2 separate regions of the Homo sapiens genome follow, and region 1 is linked to region 2. A link is an interaction called in ENCODE POLR2A ChIA-PET data of the cell type or tissue named here. Cell type or tissue: PC-3. All regions are shown on one strand. Each heading gives the region's core, and the rest is flanking DNA. Links, peaks and the distances in the headings are about the cores only. Region 1 overlaps ARF4 (ARF GTPase 4). Region 2 has its middle 14 kb from the start of DENND6A-DT.

What was found. ChIA-PET counts read pairs that join two places held together with the same protein. Peaks named below come from ENCODE experiments on the same cell type or tissue, not always from the same donor. Only the 100,000 strongest peaks of a DNase experiment are listed, where the experiment ranks them.
Region 1: POLR2A ChIA-PET joins it to region 2 with 10 read pairs; 2 of 35 experiments call an interaction of 5 or more read pairs at or near these places.

What each region holds. Positions count from the first base shown.
Region 1 is chr3:57,567,811-57,581,604 of GRCh38, reverse strand. It overlaps ARF4 (ARF GTPase 4), which reads left to right. Exons shown (of 6, transcript NM_001660.4): 4 at 4,218-4,289; 5 at 5,932-6,057; 6 at 9,307-10,242. The coding sequence ends at 9,393. It also overlaps a transcript of PDE12 not described here. Among named protein-coding and RNA genes, the nearest start is that of PDE12, 18 kb to the right of the region's middle. In PC-3, for the core only: no CTCF peak of the experiment used is centred there; no DNase peak of the experiment used is centred there.
Region 2 is chr3:57,699,288-57,715,715 of GRCh38, reverse strand. No RefSeq gene overlaps it. Among named protein-coding and RNA genes, the nearest start is that of DENND6A-DT, 14 kb to the right of the region's middle. In PC-3, for the core only: no CTCF peak of the experiment used is centred there; DNase peaks (open chromatin) are centred at 5,995 and 9,035; H3K27ac peaks cover 2,597 bases.

The DNA.
Region 1 (13,794 bases), core at 1,363-9,362, 130 kb after region 2:
GGTCTCGATCTCCTGACCTCATGTGATCCACCTGCCTGGGCTTCCCAAAGTGCTGGGATTACAGGCATGAGCTACTGCGCTTGGCCAATATATTTTGAAAGAGTTAGATATGAAGTAAAACCTTGCTAATCCTTAAGCCTAATAATTCTTGACCAAGGGTAACCCTGGGTTTATCCCTAGATTTGTTTAGAATGCTTTGTAATTTACTTTGCATTCTTAATTTGAAATTAGACCCAATTCTGGCCTCTTTGGACCATCTGAGAATTAAAAGTCTAAGTACTGCTTCCTAGGGAGTTCATGCTAGCTGGGGAAAGCTTTATGTGTTACCTGATAGAATCAAAGCTAAGCTCTTAGCTTGCATTCCCAGCATTACTGATCAGTTCTCCTAGCTATAAAATTTAAAAGAAACTATAGCTTTAACCATGTTTCTAACTTATACTAACAAACCATGGCACAGTGTGTAGTAAATTCCTCTTATAATTCCAACTAATTTGCCATTGTAAATAAGTAAATATTTGGCTTTTCAAATAATTTCATAGCAGCTGGGCTTATCTGTAGAATCCTAGCTTTTCTTCACTCTTGATTCTAGGCTGTTCCAGGAAGAAAATAATTAGGGATTAATACCTAAAATAATTCTCCTTCTCAATAATGTCACTTTGGGACTGATAGCATTATTTGCATTTTAAAACAAAGGCTGGGTGCAGTGGCTTATGCCTGTACTCTCAGCACTTTGGGAGGCTGAGGTGGGAGGATCGCTTGAGCTCAGGAGTTTGAGGCCAGCCTGGGGAACATAGTGAGACCCTGTCTTTACATTTAAAAAAAAAAAAAAAGAATAAAAATGGGAAGTTAGCAGTCAAAATAAAATTAGGTCCCTTTTAGGGGCATTACCTCTTGTAAAGGGTAGGTTTCAGGACCGGGTGCTATGGCTTATGCCTGAAACACCAACACTTTGGGAGGCCATGATACGAGGATCACTTGAGGCCAGTCCAGGCAACAGAGTGAAACCCTGTCTCTACAAAAAAAAATTAAAAAAAAATTACCTGGGCATGGTGGCATACTCCTGTAGTCCCAGCTACTTGAGAGGCTGAGGTGGGAGGATCACCTGAGCACAGGAGTTGGAGGCTGAAGTGAGCTACAGTTGCGCCTCTGTACTCCAGCCTGGGGGACAAAAGGAGACCTTGCCTCTTTTTTGAAAAAAAGAAGAAACAAAAAAATGGAAGGTTTGGTTCTAAAAAGGAGTAGCTTTTGAAATATGGAAAGGAGGAGACATATTTGCTAAATAAATGCCCATGATAAGCCAAGAACAATGATCTTTTATATCTCTGTGATTGCATTTAATCTTTAACAAGCTTATGAAGTTAGTATTTTTATTTTATTTAGACGAGGCATAGTCAAGGATTAGATAATATATATAACAAGTAGTATAAGATTTGAATTTGAGTCTGTCTTCCCACCACACTATATTGGCTCCCAAAGCATCAAACATTATTTTTTGTTTTTGAGATGGGGTCTCACTCTGTTACCCAGGCTAGAGTGCAGTGGCATGATCATGGCTCACTGTAGCTTCAGTCAACCTCCTGGGCTCATGTGATCCTCCCTTCTCAGCTTCCTAAGTAGCTAGGACTATAGACATGTGCCACCATGCCCTACTAAAATTTTAATTTTTTTCGTAGAGACAGGGTCTTACTCTGCCCAGGGTGATCTTGAACTCCTGACTTCATGTGATCCTCCCACCCCAGCCTCCCAAAGTGGTGGGATTAGAGGTGCCATGCCAGCCAAAAGTTTTCTCAAAGGATAGGATATTTAAAGTGATGGTTTTCCAGGTGGTATAGATGCAGTGTAAAATAAAATTTAAAAATTAAGTTATGGTTTCCAACAGAGATAAAGGAAATGGACTTACAATTTGCTAAAACAAAGGAAATTGTCATTTAATGGATGTAAAATAAGTGTTAGATGCTCCTGGAGAGCCCAGTACTGTGGTAATCCTGAGAGGTAAACAGAAAATGATGTAGGATGGGGCTGGGCGCGGTGGCTCACACCTGTAATCCCAGCACTTTGGGAGGCCAAAGCAGGCAGATCACCTGAGGTCAGGAGTTCAAGACTAACCTGGCCAACATAGTAAAATCTCATCTCTACTAAAAATACAAAAATTAGCCAGGTGTAATGGTGGGCGCCTGTAATCTCAGCTACTCAGGAGGCTGAGGCAGGAGAATTATTTGAAACTGGGAGGAGGGGTTTGCAGTGAGCTGAGATGGCACCACTGCACTCCAGCCTGGGTGAAAAAAAAGATATAGTATAGTCCTTTGCCCTTAGTGGATGTAATCTAGTTCCTTTTTTTTTTTTTTTTTTTTGAGATGTAGTTTGCTCTTGTCGCCCAGGCTGGAGTGCAATGGCGCCATCTCGGCTCACTGCAGCCTCCGCCTGCCAAGTAGCTGGGATTACAGGTGTGCCACCATGCCCGGCTAATTTTTGTATTTTTAGTAGAGATGGGGTTTCACCAGGCTGATCTCGAACTCCTGATCTCAGGTGATCCACCTGCCTCGGCCTCCCAGAATGCTGGGATTACAGGCGAAAGCCACCTCAACCAGCCTCGTTACTTACATAAATCAGTAGTGCAAGACAATCTGTTATAAGTGACATGATCAAAATTGATACTTTAGGAGTCAAGGTTTATCTTTTTTTCTTTTTTATTATTTTTATTTTTGCCCCCCCCCTTTTCTAGCTGAAAATTCTATACTTTCCCATTTGAAAGTTCTTAGAAAAACAGTTCAACTAGTTGCTTCCTAATTCCTTCCATTTATTTTGTAGTATAGAATTCTAATAATGGGCCAGGTGCCATGGCTCATGCCTGTAATCCCAACACTTTGGGAGGCCAAGATGGGTGGATCACTTGAGTCCAGGAGTTCGAGACCACATGGGCAACGTGGTGAAACCCCATCTCTACAAAAAATAGAAAAATTAGCTAGGTGTGGTGGCACGCACCTGTAGTCCCAGCTACTTGGGAGGCTGAGGCGGGAGGATCATTTGAGCCCAGGGGGTCAAGGCTGCAGTGAGCCAAGATTGTGCTACTGTGCTCCTAGGCAACAGAGTTGAGACCCTGTCTGAGAAAAGAAGCTAATATTTGTATCTCTAAGAATTGATAACTACCTTCCTTTTTTTAAAGAATGTCTTACTCGATCAGGTAAATCTTGAATTTTTCTTTCTTTTTTTTTTTAAGAGATAGGGTTTTGACATATTGTCCTGGCTGGTCTCAAACTGCTGGGCTCCAGTGATCCTCCTGCCTTGGCTTCCCATAGTGCTGGGATTACAGGAGTGAGCCACTGCGCCCAGTCTTGGATTTTTCTTGCTATCATTTTCTTAAGATGTCTTCCTGATCTAGAGTTGGCAGGCAGCATTCTGAAGCAAGTTAATTTTTTCCTTCCATGATGAAGCAGATAAAAACTGTAGTGTACACACTCGCGCTATCCCACCCCCCTTTTATTACTCTGTACATGCCTTTGAGTCAGTAAGCTAATTCAGTTAGTAAATTCATGGGGTTTTTTTGTTTGTTTTTTGAGATAGGGTCTCGCTCTGCCACCCAGGCTGCAGTGCAGTGGTGCGATTTCAGCTCCCTGCAACCTCCGTCTCGGGCTCGTGATTCCTCCCACCTCATCTCCCAAGTAGCTGGGACTAAAGGCATGCACCACCACACCTGGCTAATTTTTGTATTTTTTTGTAGAGATGACCTTTCGCCATGTTGCCCAGGCTGGTCTCAAACTCCTGAGTTCAAGCAATTTCAGGCCTGATCGTTTGCCTCAGCCTCCCAAAGTGCTGGGATTACAGGATGAGCCACCATGCCTGGCCAAATTCACGATTCTTTAGGATCCTTGATTTGTTATTTTTCTTTTTGTTCCTACTTTGTGGCTATTTTGGTACCTGCACTTAAATGTGAGAGTGCAGAGGGAAGGGGAAAAATAGATACAATTTATTCTTAGGGTAGTTGAGAAAAGTAATTAATTGGTGAAGAATAAAAATTTTTTAGATTTGAAATAGCACTAATAAATTAAACTTACAAATAGTTCTCAAATCAGCTTTTAGCATTACAGCCTTAAGTTCTTACTTTTAAAGAGACATTTTCTTCCTAATGTCTAACCATTGGTACCATTTTGCTGCCTACACTGTTTCATATAGAGAGTGTCGTTTAACTGTTAAAATTTACTGAAACAATTTTTCCCCAGGGTCTTATTTTTGTGGTAGATAGCAACGATCGTGAAAGAATTCAGGAAGTAGCAGATGAGCTGCAGAAAATGGTAAGAAATATACTTTAAATTCATCATTTTCAAGGTGTGCTTTTCTGGATTAAACTGGTGGTGGTTTAGTACATTTTGACTATGATTAGATTACACAAATGGATTGGGGGGGCTAGAAATAAACTTAAGAAACTATATTATCCACAGGTTCTTAATAATGTACTTCAAAATCTCTTATAGAGCGTTTTAAAAAACACATGGAAGAGTAGCTACTTCAGTAAGTTGGGAGGAAGGCAGAGCAGTGTTGTTTTTTTTTTTTTTAGAATGCCTCATGGGTAATCTTGATGCCTATCTCTGGCTGAGGATATCTGATTTAGCTCAGTCCCTTACTTTACAGATATCAAATCTATAGTGCTGTAGTGGTTTTGACCCTAGGAATCTTGGTTCAGATGTTTTGTTCCCAAGGTCATCGGTTCCATTTTCTCTATGCTGTGCCAATAATTACTTCAGAAATGTTTTTTAATAGTAACCATTTAAGGATAAGGAATTCCTTCTGAAAGTAGAGACAAATGTTTGGTTCACAGTGGCATTTTGCAGCCTTCCCATAGATTGGATTAATGTTTTCATGTGTTCATGTTGTTAAATGTACTAAATGGAGGAAGACTGCTGAGAATCCTTGTCATGATTTTAAACTTGTAGCCATAAAATATTTACTGAAATGAAATCTTAATTCTTGTTCATTCCTCCTAAGATTAGAGGGCAGTTTGTAAAACCATTGTGCCAGTATATGTGTAACTAAGTCATTGTTGGATTTTTGCCTGAGTCAAATGTCACCAGCTTTCCCTCTTCAAAAAAAAAAAAAAAAAAAAAAGCTTGGTTGAGACATACTTCACACACTATAAATGTCATCCTTTTTAAATGTGCATATCAATGGCTTTTAGCATACATAGTTGTACAACCATCATCACAATCTAATACTAGAAAATTTTCATCACCCTCAAAGAAATCTTGGACCATTAGCAGTCATTCCCATTTCCTTCCTCTCGTACACCACACTCCCAGCCTCTGACAGCCACTAATTTGTCTTTATACAGTCACCTATTCTGGACATTCATATAAATGAAAACATACAATGTGTTCTTTTGTGACTGATTTTTTCACTTAGCATAATTTTTCAGGGTTCGTCTATATTGCATCATGCATCAGTACAACTTCTGTTCTTGGTACTTTTTTTTTGTATATTTCATGATACTGCCAACACCCAGATAATTGTGTTATTGTCCCACTGTTGTTGGAAAGGATAGAAGTCCGAAAAGAATCATCATCTATCTAAGTACTTCTGCTACTAAGTACCATAAGAACCTGCCATAAACATTTTATTCCCACATGTATTTCTTGCCCTTATCAGTCCTGACAATGGGTAATCATGAAGGCTGAATGATGAGTGATTTGCTTTAATTTAATGGGGTGTAGGATGATTGACTTGGAAAACAGTTCTGTCTTATTTGAAGGCATATGATTGTTTGCTCTGGATTTAAAAACTGAAGGATATGAGACTTCAGTTGTAAGAGTGAACTTTGTGTCGAGAAATTAGGTTAATGTTTAATAATGTATTTAATGCTGAGTAAAGTATATATAGGAAGACATTTTCAAAAATTGGATTCCGGTTGGTAGTTGTTAATGCCTTACCTTTTATTTCCAGCTTCTGGTAGATGAATTGAGAGATGCAGTGCTGCTACTTTTTGCAAACAAACAGGATTTGCCAAATGCTATGGCCATCAGTGAAATGACAGATAAACTAGGGCTTCAGTCTCTTCGTAACAGAACAGTAAGTATTTGGAGGTTGATATTAACCTCTTGACTATTAAGACTTACTAGGATAGTTGTGTAAGCTAATATTCAGTTTAAACATTTATTATCTCCTTTGGACAAATAATGAGCACATCATTTATTTAAAAATATGGTAATAAACTTTAAATACCTTATTTGATTTTTGTAAAGAAACGGAAAACTACTGTAGAATAGGTCTAAAGATTATTGATAGTTTCTTTTTTCTTTTTTTTTTTTTTTGAAGGGAGAGGTGGAAGGAATGGAAAGAAGATTATTGATAGTCTTAATTTTAATTTTGTATCTTTTAAGTAACCCTACAGCAAATATTTTGAAATCTGGCTTTCTTATTAAGGGTCCAGTAATGTTTGTTTGCTTGTTTTAAAAGTGGAGATGGGGGGCTGGGTGCGGTGGCTCATGCCTGTAATCCCAACACTTTGGGAGGCCTAGGTGAGCAGATCATCTGAGGTCGGGAGTTTGAGACCAGCCGGACCAACCAGGGAGAAACCCTGTCTCTACTAAAAATACAAAATTAGCCAGGTGTGGTTGCGCATGCCTGTAATCCCAGCTACTCAGGAAGGCTGAGGCAGGAGAATCACTTGAACCCAGGAGGTGGAGGTTGCGGTGAGTCGCGATCGCGCCACTGCACTCCAGCCTGGGCAACAAGAGCGAAACTCGGTCTCAAAAAAAAAGTGGAGATGGGGGGTCTCGCTTTGTTGCTAGGCTGGTCTTGAACTCCTGGACTCAAGCAATCCTCTCACTATCTCAGCCTACCAAAGCGCTGGGATTCCAGCCATGGTGCCCAGCCTTGTTTGCTTGTTAACATAACAGTTTATGGAGGAGACCAGGTACCACGGCTCACACCCGTAATCCCAATACTTTGGGAACCCAAGGCAGGAGGATTGCTTGAGGCCAGGAGTTCCAAACCAGCCCGGGCAACAAAGTGAAACCCTATCTCTACAAAAATAAAAATTAGCTGGGTGTGGTGGCATGTGCCTTTAGTCCCAGCTACTTGGGAGGCTGAGGTGGGAGGACTGTTTGAACCCAGAAGTTGGAGGCTGCAGAGAGCTGTGATTGTGCCCATTGCACCCCAGCCTGGGTGACAGAGCAAGACTGTTTCTTTAAAAAAAAAAAAAAAAATTTGTACTTCTCTAAAATTGCTTATCATTGATCAGTGATTCAGTGATGGAGATAAATTATCAGAAACTTAGTGTCATAGGCTTTTTACAGTAGTTTTGCATTAACCTGTAAATAAGGGAAATACTGTGGCTGTGGTAAAAAATGAAACAAACAACAAAGAACCTATTGCAGGCCGGGTGCAGTGGCTCACGCCTGTAATCCCAGCACTTTAGGAGGCTGAGGTGGGTGGATCATGAGGTCAGGAATTCAAGACCAACATGGCCAAGATGATGAAACCCCATCTCTACTAAAAACTACAAAAAAATTAGGTGCAGTGGCAGGCATCTGCAAGCCCAGCTACTCTGGAGGCTGAGGCAGGAGAATCACTTGAACCCAGGCAGCAGAGGTTGCAGTGAGCCGAGATCACGCCACTGCACTCCAGCCTGGGTGACAGAGCGAGACTCCGTCTCAAAACAAACAAACAAACAAAAAAAAACAACCTATTGCCTGTTTGAGATATCTCAGGCTGATTTGAAGAACATAAACTGGGCCGGGTGTGGTGGCTCACACCTGTAATCCCAGCACTTTGGGAGGCGAAGGTGGGCGGATCACTTGAGACCAGGAGTTCGAGACCAGCCTGGGCAACATGGTAAAACTCTGTCTCTACTAAAATTACAAAAATTAGCTGGTCGTGGTGGTGCATGTGTGTAACCCCAGCTACTTGGGAGGCTGAAGGCACGAGAATCTCTTGAGCCTGTGAGGCGGAGGTTGTAGTGAGCCGAGATCACGCCACTGCACTCCAGTCTGGGCAAGAGTGAGTACTCTGCCTCAAAACAATCAGTCGATCAATCAATAAATAAGCAAGCAACACTAACTGTAAATGATACAAGTTTTCCATGCTGTGAAGGTATGAATTTGAGCCTTTCCCCAGCCTCCTAGGTTACTGAGATTTGGTATTCAAATAATTGGCAACATGGTATACCTGCAGTGGCCTTGCAACATTAAACTGGTCAAAAAAATTAATAAAAGTAAACTATGCCTTAAATGTAAATTGTTTTCTAGGTTTTTTTTGATACTTTCACACAGTTACTAGAGATAAGATTCGTTGCCATTTAAAAGCAAGAACGTTTTGGAATGCATGAGACTAAAGATGGTGAAATTGTCTGAAAAGCTTGCCCTTAAAATATCAACAAACCCTACTCTTTCTTTCTTTCTTTTTTTTTTTTTTGAGATGGAGTCTTGCTCTGTCACCCAGGCTGGAGTGCTGTGGCACGATCTCGGCTCACTGCAAGCTCTGCCTTCTGGGTTCATGCCATTCTCCTGCCTCAGCCTCCTGAGTAGCTGGGACTACAGGCGCCCACCACCACGCCCGGCTAATTTTTTGTATTTTTAGTAGAGACAGGGTTTCACTGCGTTAGCCAGGAAGGTCTCGATCTCCTGACCTCATGATCCATCCGCCTCAGCCTCCCAAAGTGCTGGGATTACAGGTGTGAGCCACCACGCCCGGCCTAACAAACCCTACTCTTTCAAAAATTTGCCTCTTCTACTTTGAGTTTAGTTTTATGGGAAACGAGAGTTATAAAAACCAGATGGGTAGTTTATTAGTTACTAATTTCCCCATGATTTCTTTTTTCAGATTAAGTGGTAGAAAGTTTACTAAAAGGGAACCAAAAACCAGCACTGAAAAGAAAGCTGAATGAGGGGGGAAAATCTTGTCTAAATATAATGAATAGGTAGAAGTAGCTTGATTGATTGAGACGGAGTCTCACTCTGTCGCCCAGGCTGGAGTGCAGTGGCACAGCCTCGGCTCACTGCAACCTCCAGAATAGGTAGAAGTGGCTTTATTTTTAAAAAATAATTTAATCTAAAAAAGTAGAGACAAAGTCTCACCATGTTACCCAGGCTGGTCTCGAACTACTAAGCTCAAGTGATCCTCCCATCTCCGCCTCCCAAAGTGCTGGGATTTATAGGTGTGAGCCACCACGCCCAGCCAGAAGTAGCTTTAAATATGGGAGAGTTTTGTGAGATGCAAGAGGTGTGAAAAGACTCTTAAGTTTGATTAAGAAAGTTTAAACACTGGTGTTATATATTAACTTTGTTAATCAAGTATTTTCTTGTCTTCTCTTTACAGTGGTATGTTCAAGCCACTTGTGCAACACAAGGAACTGGTCTGTATGAAGGACTTGACTGGCTGTCAAATGAGCTTTCAAAACGTTAAATGAAATTGGATATCTAACCAAGGACATGTTTGATAAAATTGGTCTAGGCTTGTTACAACAAAATTAGTTTGTATCTTGGTTATTAAACAGTATCTGGGACTGGTTTGGGCAGAATATTAAACTTATTTTGTTGCCAATTATTGTTTACCGAGTATAATGTTGCTATTTAGCAATGTGCTTGGTTTTAAAGAAATTCTCCTTGGGAAAAAAGTATCCTCTTTTAATTTTACTTCCCATAAGCGTAAATGCCTGGACATAGCTCTTGTGCAACCTTTAAATAAATTGTTTTGAGTGTTTTTTGAGCCCCAGACAAATAATGTTTTAAAGTTATCCCCTTGCTACTTTACTGATACCTTTATCATTCCTGAGACAGTTTGCTAATTTAAAAATGTAGCATTCCATTTGTATTTATTTCTCTCCCTTGCCAAAAAGATTTTCTAATACTGCTTGTACCAGCCAGAGAAAGATCCAAAACACTACTCAGCTCTCTTGCACTGAGGAAATTTTTCCCCCTACATTGACTCCTGGCCTACATCAGCCAAACTTAACCTTGGTGGGGTTTGGATTTGATAGCCAATTAGTTCTGTGCTGGTTGCAAAGAATTGATATTTAGATGGTTTTTAATACTCAGCAGATTGTCTTCCTTTATATTGTGTCTTTTTTATGTTGCATGTTGCTTTTGTTATCAGCCTGATTTTTTGCTCAGTATATGATAGTTCTGCTGATGTTTTGTTTATTGGGCAGACATATCTTCATTAAGAGTTTTTGGAAAACTCATCAAATTCGATGAATACATTTTCTTCATAACCCATTTGGAATTATTCCTAATAAAATGATAAAATACGTAATTGTGTGTGTTCTTTTTGAGTTTTGAAGGTATTTGAAATGTATTTTCTTATGTAGCCAACTTTGCTTGCATATTTTATGTACTGTGAACAGTAACACAGATCCCACTGGTAGGTTACTAATTGTATAAAGTGGAGATCTAGATTGTTTTCATGTGTATAACAGCATGGGGAACACTATTAAAAACATAGTTTTCTAAAGTCAGATCAAGGGTAAAAGGAGGGCCTGGCATGGTGGCTCACGCCTGTAATCCTAGCACTTTAGGAGGTTGAGGCAGGAGGGTCACTTGAGAATAGGAGTTTGAGATCAGCTTTGGCAATGTAGTAAGACCCTGTTTCCCCTGTCTCTACTTAAAAAACTAAAAACAAAACAACAACAACAAAAAAATCAGGTGGGGGGTGGGGAGGGGCGGCATGTGGAGTGGGGTAGGGAGAGTAAAAGGCTGTAATAAAATGAACTGCCCAAAAAGCATGTATGTATGTGTTTTTTAGTTAAGGTTAATTAAACAAAAAAATTCAGGTGCTACTTGTATGGCCAATATAGAGACTTAGTGATGCTACTTTCCTACAAAAAAGTTTCACAACCACTTTTCTTTTTAACAGGGCAAATTTTAGAACTTTAACAGAAAGCTGCATATAATTCATACAAAGGTATACCTCATAAACTACATCTATTAAGTTTTAAGGGCTCAACTTGATAACTGAGTAACTTAGTTTCTGTCTATATTCTCATGTTGCATTCTTAATGGCTTGTAAAGATTCAGCTAAATTTATGGATTGAAAATTCCAAAATCAAATGCATACTTTTAAAAAAATGTATATTTTTGAATTGTCAAATAAATAACAATGGCCAGGCGTGGTGGCTCACACCTGTAATCCTAGCACTTTGGGAGGCCAAGGTGGGCAGATTGCCTGAGCTCAGGAGTTCAAGACCAGCCGCAACATGGTGAAACCCCATCTCTACTAAAAATACAAAAAAAAAAAAAAAAGGGTCTGGTGTGCTGGTGCATGCTGTGGTCCCAGCTACTTGAGAGGCTGAGGCAAGAGACTCGCTTGAACCTGGGAGGCAGAGGTTGCAGTGAGCCAACATAGCGCCACTGCACACGGTCTGCAAGACTCTGTCTCCAAAAAAAAAAAAAAAAAAAACACTGGATTAACCAAAAGGAAATTAGAATTGGTTGATGATTAGGTAGGGCAAAGTGTATGTTTAGTTTGTGTTACTTGTTAGAAATGCAATTTCCCTAGCCAACTGGATGAATTCTCCTTTCTTCCTTCCAAAGAAGACAGGTGTCATTTCCTATAGGATAAAACTGAACTATAGTATAATTGTTGTGTGTGTAGTCTTATGGGGCATCAACTAGGAAATATAAAACATCAGTGAATAAGTTCAGCGTTAGGGCTAGGTATTTAACCTAGTTATGCAAAGGTGTTTACATGGACTGTAAAGGGACTAGAGAATCTATGTAATCTTACTCGTGATGTAAAGCAGCTCTTAGTACCATTGGAAATTACCTTTTTTTTTTTTTTTTTTTTTTTGAGATGGTTTTACTCTGTCACCCAGGCTGGAGTCCAGTGGCAGGATCTTGGCTCACCGAAACCTTTACTTCCTGGGCTCAAGTGATCCTCCCATCTCAGCCCCACAAGTAGCTGGTACTACAGGCATGAGCCACCATGCCCAGGTAATTTTTATAGTTTTTAAAGAAAGTATTAGGCTGGGTGGGGTGGCTCACATCTGTAATCCTGGCACTTTGGGAGGCCGAGGCAGGTGGATCACCTGAGGTTGGGAGTTCAAGACCAGACTGACTAACAAACATGGAGAAACCCCATCTCTACTAAAAATACAAAACTAGCCATGCATGGTGGTGCATGCCTGTAATCCCAGCTACTCGAGAGGCTGAAGTGGGAGAATTGCTTGAACCTGGGAGGTGGAGGTTGTGGTGAGCCAAGACCGCACCATTGCACTCCAGCCTGGGCAATGAGTGAAACTCCGTCTCAAAATAATAATAATAATAAAGTATTAGCAACTTGACACATTTACCCCTAAAAATTATTTTTTCTTCAGTCTTTGTATTTTTTTTTAAAGTTCCTTTTTTTCTTTTTCCAAACAGAAGTGGTTTAAATGTTTTGGGAGAAAGTATTGAGAGATAACCCCTAGCCTTTCCCTGTTTTATGCAAACATAAAATCACTGTCACTGTCCTTATTTATTGAAGTATTATGAAATAGTTGATGCTATCAAGATTCAATGCTTACTGTTCATTCAAATGTTAAACCTACTGTTGGTCAAGCAATAAGAGTTCTCTGTGACCGCCCCTATTGTACAGAACAGTTGATTATATCCCTAGATTAAAAAGTATTCTGTCAACTAATTGTCAAATAATGTCAGTAGAGAAACTGAAGAGAAATTGTGATTCCCTTACAGGATCACTTGGCAGCATCAGAGTTGAGGATAGTACGATTATCTGCTCTCTGGTTCCCCTGTCCAATAAGCATTTTTTTTTTTTTTTTTGTCCATAACATTTCCCATTGTCTTTTGTCTCACTTTAACATAAGCTGCTTTTCTGTGATGTAATATCTTGATATTTTGTTAAGAGTTTCAATTTCCATGAAATTTTCCACTTACCTTATATACCCTCCATTGAAAATAAAAAAGGCATGGTAGCTCATGCCTGTAATCCCAGCACTTTGGGAGGCTGAGGCGGGAGGATCCTTTGAGGCCAGGAGTTTGAGACCAACCTGGTAAATATAGTGAGACCTCCATCTCTATTAAAAAAAAAAAAAAAAGAAGTGTATCTTTTGTGGAGAGTATTGGTGTCTCATTCAGACACTTCAGTTTACTTGAGTATACAGAATTATCTTTCAGGCAGTAGTAATTACTTTCAGGTCACTTACTATGATCAAACTTTTTTTTTTGAGACAGGGTCTCGCTCTGTCGCCCAGGCTGGAGTGCAGTGGCATGATCACAGCTCACTGCAGCCTCAACCTCCCAAGCTCAAGCGATCCTCCCACCTCAGCCTCCCACATAGCTGGGACTACAGGCCCACGCCATCAGTCTTGGCTAATTTTTGTAGAGATGGGGTTTCGCCATGTTGCTTAGGCTGGCCTTCAACTCCAGAGTTCAAGTGATCCACCCACCTAGGCCTCCCAAAGTGCTGGGATTACAGGTATGAGCCACTCTGCCTTGCCCAAATTTAATTAAATGTGAAATACCTGGTTCTTTGTCATGGAGGTTTGAAAGTGACTCCTAACTTGTCATTGAAAACAAGTGCTTTACTTTTTTTTTTTTTTTTTTTTTTTTTGAGATGGAGTCTCACTCTTATCACCCAGGCTGGAGTGCAGTGGTGTGATCTTGGCTCACTGCAACCTCCACCTCCCGGGTTCAAGCGATTCTCCTGCCTCAGCCTCCCGAGTAGCTGGGATTACAGGCACACACCACCATGTCCGGCTAATTTTTGGTATTTTTAGTAGAGATGGGGTTTCACCATGTTGGCCAGGCTAGTCTTGAATTCCTGACCTCAGGTGGGATTACAGGTGTGAGCCACCGCATCCGGCCAAGT
Region 2 (16,428 bases), core at 5,223-13,222:
TCACATAACTCAGGAAAATGCTTTATTTACTATTAATGGTTTGTTTTATTTTATTTTATTTTTTGAGACGGAGTCTTGCTCTGTTGCCTAGGCTGGAGTGCAGTGGCACGATCTCAGCTCACTGCAACCTCCGCCTCCCGGGTTCAGATGATTCTCCTGCCTCAGCCTCCCGAGTAGCTGGGATTACAGGCACCCACCATCACGCCTGGCTAATTTTTGTATTTTTAGTAGACACGGGGTTTTGCCATGTTGGCCAGGCTGGTCTTGAACTCCTGACCTCAGATGATCCACTCACCTCAGCCTCCCAAAGTGCTGGGATTATAGGCGTAGGCCACTGCACCCAGCCCTATTAATATTTTTTTTAGATATAAAAGATATAACTCAGAAACAGTCAAATGGAAGAGATGAATAAGGCAAGGTACGGGTTGTGGGGAGGGCTTCCATGCCTTCCCTGGGAGTGCCACCCTCCAAGCATCTTGATGTGTTCACCAACCCAGGAATCTCTCTGAACCTTGTTCTTTAGGGTTTTTATGGATGCTTCATTGTGTAGGCATGAATGATTAAATCACTGGCATTGGTGATTAATTGGATCTCTGGTTCTTCTTCCCTCCCCACAGATCAGGCAGTGGGGCTAAAAGTTCCAAGCCTCTAATCATGTCTTGGTCTTTCTGGAAACTAGCCCCAATCCTGAAGCTATCTAGGGACACCCACCCACCAGTCGTCTTTTAGCATACACAAAATATTCTTATGTCTCCAGAGATTCCAAGGGTTTTAAGAGCTGTGTGCTGGGAACCGAGGTCATAGACCAAATATTTATTTTTATTATATCACTCAGCTCTAGCATACAATAAAGCAACTATCAGATCCATCTAAAGTAGGTCTTCCTCACCCCCACTAATCTATCTTAGCACAACGTTTACTTCTTCACATTTATAATTCATTATTTTATATGTTTGTTTAAGTTCTTTTTTTTTTTTTTTTTTTGAGACAGAGTTTCATCCTGTCGCCCAGGCTGGAGTGCAGTGGTGTGATCTCGGCTCACTGCAACCTCTGTCTCCCAAGTTCAAGCAATTCTCTTGCCTCAGCCTCCCGAGTAGCTGGGACTACAGGCATGTGCCACCATGCCTGGTTAATTTTTTGTATTTTTAGTAGAGATGGGTTTTCATCATGTTGGCCAGGCTGGTCTGGAACACCTGGCCTCAAGTGATCCGCCTACGTTGGCCTCTCAAAGTGCTGGGATTACAGGCATTAGCCACCACACCCAACCTATTTATTTAACTTCTTTTTACCTATTTCCCCCAATAAATAGTAAGCTCTGTTGTGGCTGCAGCTATGTCTGTTTTGCTCACTGTTGCAACTTCAGCAAGTTGTCAATGAACATTTGTGAATAGAACTTCAAAGCACACATTCAGCAATGAATGAATGAAACTTCAAAGTGCATATTAACCTGTGGGGGAAAAAGCCCTACAGATAAACAACCTTTATTCTTGAAAATTATTCTCAATAAATATGTGCCTAAAACAAAAAAAAAAATTTTTCGAGGCAGGGTTGCACTCTGTTGCTCAGGCTGGAGTGCAGTGGTGGGATCATGGCTTGCTGTAGCCTCGACTCCCTGGGCTCAAGCAATCCTCCCACCTCAGCATCCAGAGTAGCTGGGACTACAGGTGCACTCCACCACACCGGCTATTTTTTTATTTTGTAGTGACAAGGTCCTACTGTTTGCCCAGGCTGGTTTCGAATTCTGGGCTCAAATGATCTTCCTGCCTTGTCTTCCGAAAGTGCTGGGATTACAGGTATGAGCTACTGTGCCTGGTCAACATTTTTCTTTTTTTTTTGAAATATATATATAACATCACATTTACCATTTTAAAATGTACAGTTCGGTGGCATTAGGTACATTCCTGTTATTGTGTAGCTATCACCACTACTCATCTCCAAAACTTTTTCATCATCCCTAACTGAAACGTACGTCCATTAATTAGATAACAACGTCCCATTCCCTCCTCCCTCTAGCCCCGGGCAGACACCATTCTACTTTGTCTCTATGAGTTTGTTTGCTCTAGGTACCCCATATAAGTGGAATACAATATTTGTCTTTTCCAGTTGTTACAGTTGGTAGTTAGTTAGACATGAGCAGGGAAGGAGAGAGCCCCCAACATCCAGGAACGTCGCAACCATCAGGCACTTGTTAAACCGCGCCTAATGGTCAGGCGCTTGTTAAACTGCCTCTCTGAAATAATAATTAGTTGGCCGGGTGTGGTGGCTCAGGCCTGTAATCTCAGCATCTGCCGAGGTGGGCAGATCACCTGAGGTCAGGAGTTTGAGACCAGCTGGGCCAACATGGTGAAACACCGTCTCTACTAAAAATACAAAAATTAGCCAGATGTGGTGGTGGGGGCTACTCAGGAGGCTGAGGCAGGAGAATCGCTTGAACCTGGGAGGCGGAGGTTGCAGGGAGGCGGAGGTTGCAGTGAGCTGAGATCATGCCACTGCACTCCAGCTGGACAACAAGAGTGAAACTCCATCTCAAAAAATAAAATAAAATAAAGTAAAATAAAATAAAATAAAACATCTCAGGAGTTGAGTGAGTAGCCTCAAGCATGTGCACTAAGAGGCAAAATGGCAGAGTTTAACTGGTATGTGACCTTCCTTAGGAACACTTGACTGGTAAGGGAAAAATGCCTCAAGTCACTAAGAGGCAAAATGGCGGAGTATAAACACACAACTGGTAAGGGAAAAATGCCTCAACTGAGCATGCATACAACTTCAGTAAACACACTGCGCATGTGGCCCTTCTCAAGTGCTGGCAGGCCGCTTTGCATGCCGACAGCCTACCCCAAAAGGGAAGAGTCAGGGCAGAAGGGACACAACCCTCCAGAAGCATGCCAATGCATAAAACTCCAAGTCAGACCTGGTGTGGTGGCTCACACCTGCGATCCTAGCACTTGGGGAGACTGAGGTGGGAGCATTGCTTGAGCCCAGGAGTTCAAGACCAGCCTGAGCAACAGAGCAAGATCCCATATCCCATCTCAAAAAAAAAAAAAACAAAACTCCAAGTCAAAAGTCAAACTGTGTGCTTGATCTCTCAGGTTGCCCACTTGAAACCTCTTGCAAGTGTACTTCCTTTTGTTCCTGCTCTAAAGCTTTTTAATAAACTCTGCTTTAAAACTTGAGGCCAGGAGTTTGAGACCAGCTTGGTGACATAGGTAGACTCCTGTCTCTACAACAGCAAAAAGTCTATTCATTTTCAGATGGACATTTGGGTTGTTTCCACTTTTTGGCAATTGTAAATAAAGCTGCTATGAACACTGGTATGCAAATATCTGTCTGAGTCCCTGCTTTCACTTCAAGTATATACCTAGAAGTGGAATTGCTGGATCATATTGTAATTTTGTGTTTAAACTTTTTTATATTTACAAATATTAAATTTATTATAACTAAAATGAATGTGATTGTTCTCAGATTTGGCCACTTTATAGCTCTGTTTAAGGAGGGGATTTTTTAAAAAAGAGAATAATGCATCATAACTCGGTCAAGGCCGGGCACGGTGGCTCACGCCTGTAATTGCAGCACTTAGGGAGGCCGAAGCGGGTGGATCACTTGAGGTCAGGAGTTCAAGACCAGCCTGGCCAACATGGTGAAACCCCATCTCTACTAAAATACAAAAATTAGTTGGGTGTAGTGGCAAGTGCCTGTAGTCCCAGCTACTCGGGAGACTGAGGCAGGAGAATAGCTTGAACCCAGGAAGCGATGGTTGCAGTTGCGCCACTGCACTCCAGCCTGGGTGACAGAGTGAGACTCCATCTCAAAATGAACAAAAAAAAGAAAAAAAAACTTGGTCAAATTACTTTCACATTAAGAAAAAAACTTCTGAATGGGCATGGTGGCTCACACCTGTAATCCCAGCACTTTGGGAAGCCAAGATGGGCAGATCACTTGAGCTCAGGAGTTCACGATCAGTCTGGGCAACATGGCAAAACCTCATCTCTACAAAAAATACAAAAATTAGCCAGGTGTGATGCTGTGCCCCTGTAGTCCCAGCTACTCGGGAGGCTGAGGTGGGAGGATGGCTTGAGCCCAGGAAGTGGGGGTTGCAGTGAGCTAAGATTGTGCCACTGCACTCCAGCCTGGGCAACAGAGCCAGATCCTGTCTCAGAAAAAAAAAAAAAAGAAAAAGAAAAAACAAAGTTCTATAAAGGAAAACAAGACAAGCAACTCTTCAGTTTCACATAATTAAGGAAAAGGAGAAAGCATGCAAGCTGCATCATAGCTAAATTTATGAATATGTTTAATTTTTTGCCAGGCGCGGTGGCTCATGCCTGTAATCCCAGCACTTTGGGAGGCCAAGGCAGGTGGATCACTTGAGGTCAGGAGTTCGAAGCCAGCCCGACAAACATGGTGAAGCCCCGTCTCTACTAAAAATACAAAAATTAGCTGGGCGTGGCGGTAGTCCCCGCCACTTGGGAGGCTGAGTAATCCCAGCTACTCGGGAGGCTGAGGCAGGAGAATCACTTGAGCCTGAGAGGTGGAGGTTGCAGTGAGCCGAGATCACGCCACTACACTCCAGCCTGGGTGACAAAGTTAGACTCCATCTCAAAAAAAAAAATTTTTTTTTTTGAGGAAACTCCATAGTATTTTCCACAGAGGCTGCACCATTTTACATTCCCCTGACAACAAACAAGTGTTCCAATTTCTCCACATCCTTGCCAGAATTTAATATTCCCTCCCTCCCTCTCTTCCTCCCTTCTTCCCTTCCTCCCTCCCTCCCTCCCTTCCTTCCTTTCTCTCTCTCTTTCTTTTGCTATCCTAATGGATGCGAAGTGGTATCTCATTGTGGCTTTGTCTTGCATTTTCCTAATGATTAGTGATGCTGAACGTCTTTTCAAGTGTTTATTGGCCATCTGTATGTCTTTTTTGGAGAAATGTCTGTTCAAGTCCTTTGCCCATTTTTGAATTGGGTTGTTGGTTTTTATGTTGTTGAGTTATAGGAGTTCTTTATATATTCTGGATATTAATTCCTTATCAGATAAAGGATTTGCAAATATTTTCTCCCATTCTGTGGGTTGCCTTTTTACTCTGTTGGTGGTATCCTTTGATATATAAAAGTGTTTAATTTTGATGAAATCCAATTTATCTCTTTTTTCTTTTGTTGCCTGTTCTTTTGGCATCATATCAATAAATCATTGCCAAATCCAGTATCGTGAAGCTTTTCTCCTATGTTTTCTTCTAAGAGCTTTACAATTTTAGCTCTTATGTTTATGTCTTTGATCCATTTTGAGGATTCAGGGCAGTAGGGGGTAATGGTCTTACTCTGTCACCAAGACTGGCATGCAGTGGCATGATCATAACTCACTGCAGCCTTGAACTCCTGAACTCAAGTGATCCTCCTGCCTCGGCTTTCCCAGTAGCTGAGACTACAGCCATGGGCCACCATGCCTGGCTTTGAATTGTTTTTCATATATGTTAAAAGGTAAGGGTGCAACTTCATCCTTTTGCATGTGGGTATACAGTTTTCCAGTACCTTTGCTCTTGAAGACTGTCCTTTCCCCATTGAATGGTCTCAGCACTGTAGTCAAAAATCATTTGACTATGCAATGGTTTGTTTCCGGGCTCTGTATGGTACTCTATTGGTCTGTCTTTATGCCAGTACCACACTGTTTTGATTGCTGTAGCTTTGTAGTAAGTTTCGAAAACAGGGAGTATGAGACCTCTACTTTGTTCTTTAAAACCAAATTTTTAATCCACTCTCTCAAATTATTTGTAGGGAGTTGCCATCTCAGTAACACTGTAAAAATTGTACTTCACAGCAATTATTTCTAATGAGAACAAGTCCTCTTTGTAAGTTCTTGACAAGAAGATGTCTAGGAATAACACTGCTAGTTTTGAATATTTGTATTTTCTTTACTTCCTGTAGACAAAGCTCTTACTCACAAGATAATTAGAATTTGCAGTGTTTAAGTCTTTTGTTCAGGCTGGCACTGCCAAAGTGGGAAATCAGCCAAAGAAGACTTCCTGGATTAAGTTTAACTTAGGTAACTAACGTTTGCACTCCCAGACTCCATTAGTTTGCCCAGAAGAGAGAAGAGAACAAACATGTTCAAAACAAGCTGTTTGGGATTTTGCTCAGGCAAAGTCGTTGCACATTCAAGAAAAAACAAAAGTCAATGAGAGAAAAACCATGACAGAAAGTTGAAGCCAAACTCTGAGAACTGAGGCAGAGTCTTGGCTGTTGTACCTCTATAAATGATTTTTTAAAAGAGAGAGAGAGAATCACACTTATTTTAGTGTGGTCTTGGAGATTCTCTCTCCATTTCAGGTTGTGCTGAAGAAAAATTATAGTTCAAGAAACTTCTTGGTATTTTGCTTCTCTTCTAACAGAGGTAGGGTGGGGTAATAAGAAAGAATGTTGGACTGTGTCTAAGAGGTCTGTTTTCTAGTGGGATTTTGCCACTGACTTGCTATGGGAACTAAGTCACTGGCTCGCTGAACTGTAATTTCCTCCACACGTGTTGACAGAATTGTCACATCTCCAAAAACTCTTACAGCTTTAATAATATTACAGATTTTTTAAACCTCTTCTAGATATTATTTATTTTTATTCTGTAATTCTCAGGGAACACTGAATAACTTATTTGCATACATGTTTTATCTGTCCTGCTAAATTATAAAGTCCTAAAAAAATCTTACTCAGTTTGCTCTCCCTCAGAGTTTAGCATTGCATTTTTCACAAATGAAACAAATATTTGAAGGAGGGGAGAATGAATTGAGCTATCTCTTTTTGGTTTTTGTTGTTTTTTGTTTGTTTGTTTTTGTTTGAGACGGAGTTCCCTCTGTCGCCCAGGCTGGAGTGCAGTGGTGTGAGCTCAGCTCACTGCAACCTCTGCCTCCCCAGTTCAAGTGATTCTCCTTCCTCAGCCTCCTGAGTAGCTGGGATTACTGGCATGCACCACCACAGCCAGCTAATTTTTGTATTTTTAGTAGAGACTAGGTTACACCATGTTGGCCATGCTGGTCTCAAACTCCAGCCTCAGGTGATCCACCAGCCTCGGCCTCCTTCCAGACCTCAGGTGATCCACCAGCCTGGGATTACAGGCATGAGCCATCACGCCCAACCGCTGTCTCTTTTTGTTTTGAAGATTATTTTTCATGAGAATTGTTTATTTTTTGGTGAGATAAATATCCTTTACTAGGTGATAATGATTATATTATAGTAATGATATTTCCCCTATTTTATCCTATTAAAAATAATTTGTTGGCCGGGCATGGTGTCTCACACCTGTAATCCCAGCACTTTGGGAGGCCGAGGTGGGCGCATCGCCTAAGGTCGGGAGTTTGAGACCAGCCTAACCAACATGGAGAAACCCCGTCTCTACTAAAAACACAAAATTAGCCGGGCATGGTGGCACATGCGTGTTATCCCAGCTACTCAGGAGGCTGAGGCAGGAGAATGGCTTGAATCCGGGAGGCAGAGGTTGCGGTGAGCTGAGATTGCGCCATTGCACTCCAGCCTTGGCAACAAGAGCGAAACTCCGTCTCAAAAAAAAAAAAAAAAGAAAAAAATTAGCCAAGGATGGTGGTAACTGCCTGTAGTCCCAGCCACTCGCCTGAGGCAGAATGATCGCTTGAACCCAGGAGGCAGAGATTGTAGTGAGCTGAGATGGCGCCACTGCACTCCAGCCTGGGCAACAGAGTGAGACTCTGTCTTAAAAAAAAAAATTGTAGATTATTTTATTTTAAAATTTTTGTAGGTACACCGTAGGTATATATACTTATAGGGTACATGAGATATTTTGATATAGGCGTGCAATGCATAATAATCACATCATGGTAAATGGGGGTATCCATCCCCATCTACTTTCCATACCCATTAACCATCCCCACTTCCCCCTATGCCTCCACTACCTTCCCCAGCCTCTGGTAACCATCCTTCTACTCTGTCTCCATGAGTTCAATTGTTTTAATTTTTAGCTCCCACAAGTAAGTGAGAGCATGTGGTTTGTCTTTCGGTGTCTGGCTTATTTCACTTAACATAATGACCTCCAGTTCCATCCATATTGTTGCAAATGACAGGATCTCATTCCTTTTTATGGCTGAATTGTACCCCATTGTATCTGTACCATATTTTATTTATCCATTCATCTGCTGATGGACCCTTAGGTTGTTTTTGTAGATTATTTTAGGATATAAAAATCCAGAAACAATTCATTAGGTAACTATTGTATCATATGGCTTTTTTGGGGGCAAATAAACTCTAAGGGAAGATTCCTTTTTTATTTTTATCTTTTTTTGATAGAGAGTCTTACTCTGTTGCCCAGGCTGGCATGCAGTGGCGCGATCTTGGCTCACTGCAACCTCCGCCTCCCGGGCTCAAGCGATTCTCCCGTCTCAGTTTCCTGAATAGTTGGGATTACAAGCGTGCACCACCAAGCTGGGCTAATTTTATTTTATTTATTTATTTTTAAATTTATTTTATTTTATTTTTTGAGACAGAGTCTCACTCTGTCGCGTAGGCTGGAGTGCAGTGGCGTGATCTCCACTCACTGCAAGCTCCGCCTCCCAGGTTCAGGCCATTCTCCTGCCTCAGCCTCTCAACTAGCTGGGACTACAGGCGCCCGCCACCATGCCCGGCTAATTTTTTGTATTTTTAGTAGAGATGGGGTTTCACTGTGTTAGCCAGGATGGTCTTAATCTCCTGACCTCGTGATCTGCCCACCTCAGCCTCCCAAAGTCCTGGGATTACAGACATGAGCCACCGCACCCAGCCTCAAATTTTTTGTATTTTTAATAGAGACCCGGTTTCACCATATTGGCCAGGCTGGTCTCAAACTCCCAACCTCAGACAATTCGCCCACTTCGGCCTCTCAAAGTGCTGGGATTACAGGTGTGAGCCACTGTGCCCTGCCGGGAAGATTTTATATAAGCACTTGGCATGGTAAAAGACTAATGTAATGAATCAGGACTTAAAAGACTAATGTAATGAATCAGGACTATTAACCATGTGTAATCATATTAGTCAGGACTCTTACAGTTGCACATGTCAGAAGATCTAGCTCAAGCTGGCTTCAATCTAAAAGGAAAATTTATTGACTCATGTATGTGAAAAGTTCAGCCTTGGCTGAATCCAGGGTTGAATGATGTCATTTGGACTTTGTCTTCCTCTTTCTATTTCTTGGCGTTTTCTTTGTTGGGTATGCTCTTCCTTTAGAGTGATAAGGCTCCAAGCTTATATTCTATCCTTTCAGCAATCCCAGTGTCAGGACAGTGCCTCCTTCAGAACAGTTCTAATGACCCCCAGAGTTGAGTTGCATTGTTTGATCGGGTCATGCATGGGGATATGCCTGCACCCATCATTGTTCTAGGTATATAGAATACACTGATTGTCTAGGCCTGGGTTACATGCGCATGCTGGAATCCAGGAGTAGTGCTTACCTCCTCTTGAACCTCATGGACTGAGATCACTGGGGAGGTGGCTCCCCATTAGAAAATTGGGGACTTTTTTATTTATTTATTTATTTATTGAGACGGAGTTTCCCTCTGTCTCCCAGGCTGGCTTGCAGTGGCACGATCTCGGTTCATTGCAGTCTCGCCTCCTGGGTTCAAGTGATTCTCCTGCCTCAGTCTCCCGAGTATCTGGGATTACAGGCGCACACCACCACTCCCGCCTAATTTTTGTATTTTTAATAGAGATGGAGTTTCAACATGTTGGCTAGGCTGGTCTCAAGCTCCTGACCTCAGAGGATCCTCCCACCTTGGCCTCCCAAAGTGCTGGGATTACAGGTGTGAGCCACTGTGCCTCGTCGAAAACTGGGGACTCTTAAGCAGAAGAGGGTACAATGGATGATGGGCAAGTAAAGGCAGTGGGACTCCATAACTAAACTAACAACAACAACAACAACAAAATCCTAGTTTTGCAAAACAGAACTTTGTGTTGTTGTTTGAGACAGGGTCTCACTCCCATTGCCCAGGCTGGAGTGCAGTGGGACGATCTTGGCTCACTGCAGCCTCGACCTCCCAGGCTCAAGCAATCCTCCCACCTCAGCTTCCTGAGTAGCTGAGACTACAGGTGCATGCCACCATACCTGGTTACTTTTTTGTATTTTTAGTGGAGACAGGGTTTCACCACATTGCCCAGGCTGGTCTTGAACATACCTGGCCTCAAGCAATCAGTCCGCCTCAGCCTCCCACAGTGCTGAGATTATAGGTGTGAGCCACTGCTCCTGGCCAAAACAAAAATATTTAAGAAAAAATAGTAATCTTTACTTTAATTCATAAATACACCAGTTTAATTTGCTAATTAGGCAATTTTTTGGTTGTCAGAAAAACTGGACATGAAAAAAGTTTTGTTATATGGATTATCAATACTTGTATTAATTAAAAGTGTCATGATCTCTTTAATAAAAGAGATCTAGGTTCTTATGTACTTCTGCGTTCCATTAATTCCATTGTGTACCTGTCATGTAGTCACTTGGAAACTCCACTATTTACTTGAGAATTGTGAAAAAGGCCAAATAATGTCTTTTTTTGAGATAGAATATTGCTCTGTTGCCCAGGCTGGAGTGCAGTGATGTGATCTTATCTCATGCAACCTTTGCCACCCAGGTTCAAACGATTCTCCTGCCTCAGCCTCCCAAGTAGCTGGGATTACAGATGCACGCCACCACACCTGGCTACTTTTTGTACCAAATAGTATCTTAACGTTGTTACGACAATTTTTTTCTTCTTTTTCCTTTAAAGATGTGGTCTCACTATGTTGCCCAGGCTGGTCTCAAACTCCTGTCCTCAAGCAGTTCTCCTGCCTCAGACTCCCAAAGTGCTAGGATTACAGCATGAGGTATGAGCTACTGTGCCTGGCCATTATGACAAATTTTGACCTCATGGGCACTCTGAAAGGGTCTCTGCCTCCCAGGTCAAAGGATCACACTGTCTTCATAGACCTGCTCTTATTCAGTGTCTTCTGTAATTTCTTATAAATTTCAACAGGGGCCAAGCACCATGGCTCACGCCTGTAATCTCACTACTTTGGGAAGCCAAGGCAGAAGAATCAGTTGAGGTCAGGAGTTCAAGACCAGCCTGAGCAATATAGTGAGACCCCCACCTCTAAAAAATTTTTTTTAAAATTAGCTGGGTGTGGTGGCATGTACCTATAGTCCTAGCTACTTGGGAGGCTGAGGTGGGAGGATTGCTTGAGCCAGGATATTGAGGCTGCAGTAAGTAAACTATGATCACACCACTGTGCTACAGTCTGGGTGACAGAGCAAGACTCTGTCTCTCAAAAAAAAAAAAAAATTCAATGGGCATCTGGTCAACCGAGCAGTCTATTTTTTTTTTTTAATTTTTTTACTGTTTCTTAAGTTGTGGTTCTGGGATGACACATGAGAATTTGCATTTTAACCATTTCCCAGATAATTCAAAAGCCTTTAATTCAGGAACAGCAGACTTTTCTGTTTCTCTCTGATTTACTCCAAAGAGCAAGTTTAAAAAGAAGTCCAAAGTGCCCAAGCATAAGATTTTCAAGCCCTTTTCATAATTATCTTCCAAAAATAGTACATCATTAACTTCACCAACTCTCCCTGCTAAATAAAAAATCCAACATTACATATTAAGTGTCAATCACCAAAAGTCAAGTAAGGTTCCTCTTCTCTTCCCACATCAAAGTTATTTGGAATACTGAGAGAATTTGAACAAAGTGAATGCTGAGTACTACTAGTCTTTCTTCAAAAGAACAAACCTATTTTCAAGTCTGTTTTTATATAAAAGTAATTAAGAAGTCAACTCTAAACACAAATTTGTTTCTAACTTCTACATACTATTTGAACTTTCTGATGTAGTTTTGCACATGGTAAAAGTTCTAATGAAAAAGCTGACTTACGTCAGTTACAAATTGCATTTGGCTGCCAGTGACAGATCTAAGTAACAGTGCCTTAAACAGATAAGTTAGTTTTTCTTGTGTGACGAGAGGTTCAGAGGCAGACTGTTGCTGGCATTGGTTTGGCACCTTATGGATGTGACTCTCTTGATATTTTCTTTATAGTCCCAAAATGGCTGCTGAAATTTTGGCCTTCATGTCCAGGATGGCAGTAGGAGGAAGCAAAGGGGTAAAAGGGCAACAAGCATGGGCGAGGTGGCTCATGCTTCTATTTCCAGCACTTTGGCAGGCCAAGGCGGACAGACCTCTTGAGTCCAGGGGTTCAAGACCAACATGGGGAACATGGAAAAACCGCATCTCTGCAAAAATACAAAAATTAGCTGGGTGTCGTGGTGCATACTCATAGTCCCAGCTACTTAGGAGGCTGAGGTAGATCAATTGAACCCACAGGGCAGAAACTGCAGTGAGCTGAGATAGCACCGTTGCACTCCAGCCTGAGCAACAAGTGAGACCTTGTCTCAAAAAAACAAACAAACAAACAAAAACCCCAAAAACAGAAAACTCCAAAAGGGCAACAAGTACTTACTTTATTTATTTTTTTCTGCTTGCTTCTTGAAGGATATAACCAGGTATTCTGATCAGCACTTATTTTTCATATGGTTACATATATCTTCAATGGAGTCTGAGAAATACAGTATTTTACTTGGGATCAGTACCACCCCAGATTTAACCAGCCTGTATTACATACATATTTGTGTGTGTGTGTGTGATGTGTATCTGTGTGTGTATATATATGTGTATGTATGTGTATGTATATGTGTGTGTATATATACATATATATATATATATATATATATATATATATTTATTTATTTATTTATTTTTTTAGAGACAGGGTCTCAGTATGTTGCCAAGGCTGGTCTCGAACTCCTGGGCTTCAGTGATCTTCCCACTTCAGTCTCCCAAAGTACTGGGATTACAGGCATGAGCCACCGTGCCTGGCCAGCCTGCATTACTAAGGAGAAAGGGAATAATGGATAATGGCTGTCTTGGTCAGCTCTGCTGCCCTAACAAAATTCCACAGACTAGGTTGCTTAAACAGCATGTATTTATTTCTCACAGCTCTGGAGGCTGGGAAGTTCAAGATAAAGTGCCAAGCAATTCGATTCTTGGTGAGGCCTGTTTTCCTGGCTTGAAAATGGTAGCGTCTTCACTGTGTCCTCACATCCTCACATGGTGGAGAGACAGCAAGCTCTAGTCTCTATTCCTCTTCTAGTAAGTACACTAATCTCATCATGGGGGGACCCCCACCCTCATGAACTTATCTAAACCTAATGACCTCCAAGAGACCTCACTTCCAAATACCATCACATTGCGGGTTAGGGCTTCAATGTATGAATTTTCGGGGAACACAAACATTCAGTTCATAACATTTTACTCCTGCCCCCCAAAATTCATGTCCTCTCATGCAAAAATACATCCATTCCCCCAGGCGCAGTGGCTCAGGCCTGTAATCCCAGCACTTTGGGAGGCCGAGGCGGGTGGATCACGAGGTCAGGAGTTCGAGACCAGCCTGACCAACATGGTGAAACCCCGTCTCTACTAAAAATACAAAAAATAGCCGAGCGTGGTGGTGCACACCTGTAATCCCAGCTACTCAGGAGGCTGAGGCAGGAGAATCGCTTGAACCCAGGAGGCGGAGGTTGCCTTGAGCAGAGATCACACCACTGCACTCCAGCCTGGGTGACAGAGGGAGACTCCGTCTCAAAAAAAAAAAAAAAAAAAAAACCATTCCATCCCAATAACTCGAAAAGTCTTATCTTGTTCCACCATCAACTCTACCTGAAGTTGAAACACTTATTTAAATACCGTCTAAATCAGATATGAGTGACACTTGAGGCAGAGTCAACCTAAGACAAAATTCCTCTCCAGCTACGATCTTCTGAATCAGATAACTATGTGCTTCCAAAATACAATGGTCACACAGGCATAGAATAGATACAGTAGTTTCCCCTTTTCCATAGGGAATATGTTCCAAGGCCCCACAGTAGATGCTTAAAGCTGCAGATAGTACCAAACCATATATACACTAAGTTTTTCCCTATATATAAAACATCATAATGATAAAGTTTAGCTTATAAATTAGGCACAGTAATAGATTAATAATTGATAACAAATGTAACAAGTATAACAATACTGTTCACAATTTCACAGATAGATTTGTTCTTACTGTAGATCTTAACAACCTCAGCATATGAGTTTTTTCTTTGCTTATTAAGTCAAGAACTTTTGGCCAGGCACCGTGGCTCACACCTGTAAACCCACCAGTTTGGGAGGCCAAGGCAGGAAGATTACTTGAGGCTAGGAGTTTGAGACCAGTCGGGGCAACATGGGGAGACCTCATCTCTACAAAAAAAATACAAGCATTAAGTGGGTGTGGTGGCCTATGCTTGTAGTCTCAGATACTTGGTAGGCTGAGCTGGGAGGATCGCTTGAACCTGGGAGGCTGCAGTGAGCCATGATAGCGCCACTGCACTCCAGCCTGGCAAGACCCTGTCTCAAAAAAAAAAAAAAAGAACGTCTACCTTTTCACTTAAAAGAAACACTTTATGGTTTCTCTTTGGTATATCCTAATTGCCAGCATCACTGCTCTTGCACTTTGAGGCCATTCATTTTTAAGTAAAATAAGGGTCACTTGAATACAAGCACTGCGATACTGTTAACAGTTGATCTGATAATGCAGACAACTACTAAGTGACTGACAGTAGAGTTGCATATAACAGGGGTCCCCAGTCCCCCAGGCAAGGGACTGGTACTGAACTCCATGGCCTCTTAGGAACCGGGCCACACAGCAGGAGGTGAGCGGCGGGCCAGTGAGTGAACTTCATCTGTATTTACAGCCGCTCCCCATTGCTGGCATTACCGCATGGGTTCTGCCTCCTGTCAGATCAGCAGTGGCATTAGATAGATTCTCATAGGAATGCGAGCCCTATCGTGAACTGCGCATGCAAGGGATCTAGGCTACCTGCTCCTTAGGAGAATCTAATGCCTGATATCTGTCCCTGTCTTCCATCACCCCCAGATGGGACCGTCTAGTTGCAGGAAAACAAGCTCAGGGCTCTTGCTGATTCTACATTATGGTGAGTTGTATAATTATTTCATTATATGTTACAATGCAATAATAATAGAAAGAAAGTGCACAATAAATGTAATGCACTTGAATCATATGAAAACCATCCCCCCATTCTGGTCTGTGGAAAAATGTTGGGGACATATACAACATGGATACCGTGGACAAAGGGATGATTCACTTCCTGGGCAAGATGGACCACCCTGGGATTTCATTATGCTACTCAGAATGGTACATAATTTGAAACTTAAGAATTTTAAAAATATTTTTATATTTTTATTCTTTCTTTTACCTTGCAGCTCCAGTTCAAAGGAATTAATGTATTATTGTTATTATTATTATTATTATTAAGACAGAGTTTCGCTCTTGTTGCCCAGGCTGGAGTGCAATGGCATGATCTCGGCTCACTGCAACCTCAGCTCCCTGGGTTCAAGCAATTCTCCTGCTTCAGCCTCTTGAGTATCTGGAATTACAGGCATGTGCCACCACGGCTGGCTAATTTTGTATTTTTAGTAGAGACGGGGTTCCTCCATGTTGGTTAGGCTGGTCTCGAACTGCCAACCTCAGGTGATCCACCTGCCTCAGCGTCCCAAAGTGCTGGGATTACAGGTGTGAACCACTGCGCCTGGCCTATTTCCTGGCACTTCTATGCCTTATAAGGAAAGACTACTAATTTACTGTGCATAATCTAAAGTTTTGTTTTCTGACTCCTTTTTATCTTTTCCTTCTATTCTATTAACCTATGGTGTTTTGTTTTCTGCTCTTGTCATGCTCTGCCTCAAGCAACCTCTTTGTTCTTCTTATTTGCTTCTTAGTCTGGGAAACCAGACAAGTAAATCTATTAAAATTATGTGTAAATTTATTATTACTTTTAAGGCTAGTCAAAGCAGTGGGAGTAGAAAAGGAACAAAGAAATCTCTAATTGGTTGCGCCACTGCACTCCAGCCTGGGTGACGGAGCAAGACTTGGTCTCAAAAAAAAAAAGAAGAAGAAATCTCTAATTGGTAGTGTTCAATTAGTTTCAATTAGTTGTAAACACCACTGCACTTGGACCAGCCAGAACTATGTGTAAACCTAGACAAAATAACTTATGAGTGAAGACCTCACATCTCTTTGATTGAAGAGTATGCATTTGATTATAGTCTCCGTTTTGCATTTTGGCTTATATTGAGCCTATTAAACCCACTTCCTAGTGCTAACTGCATCAGACAGTTGGAAAAGTAACCTTTATTTTTATTTTACTTATTTTTTTTTAATAGAGACAGGATCTTGCTCTGTTGCCCAGGCTGTAGTACAGTAGCGTGATCATAGCTCACTGCAGCCTTGAACTCCAGGGCTCAAGAGATCCTCCTGCTTCAGCTTCCCAAGTAGCTGGGGCTATAGGTGTTGGCTACCATGCCCAGCTAATGTTTTAAATTTTTTTGTAGAGATG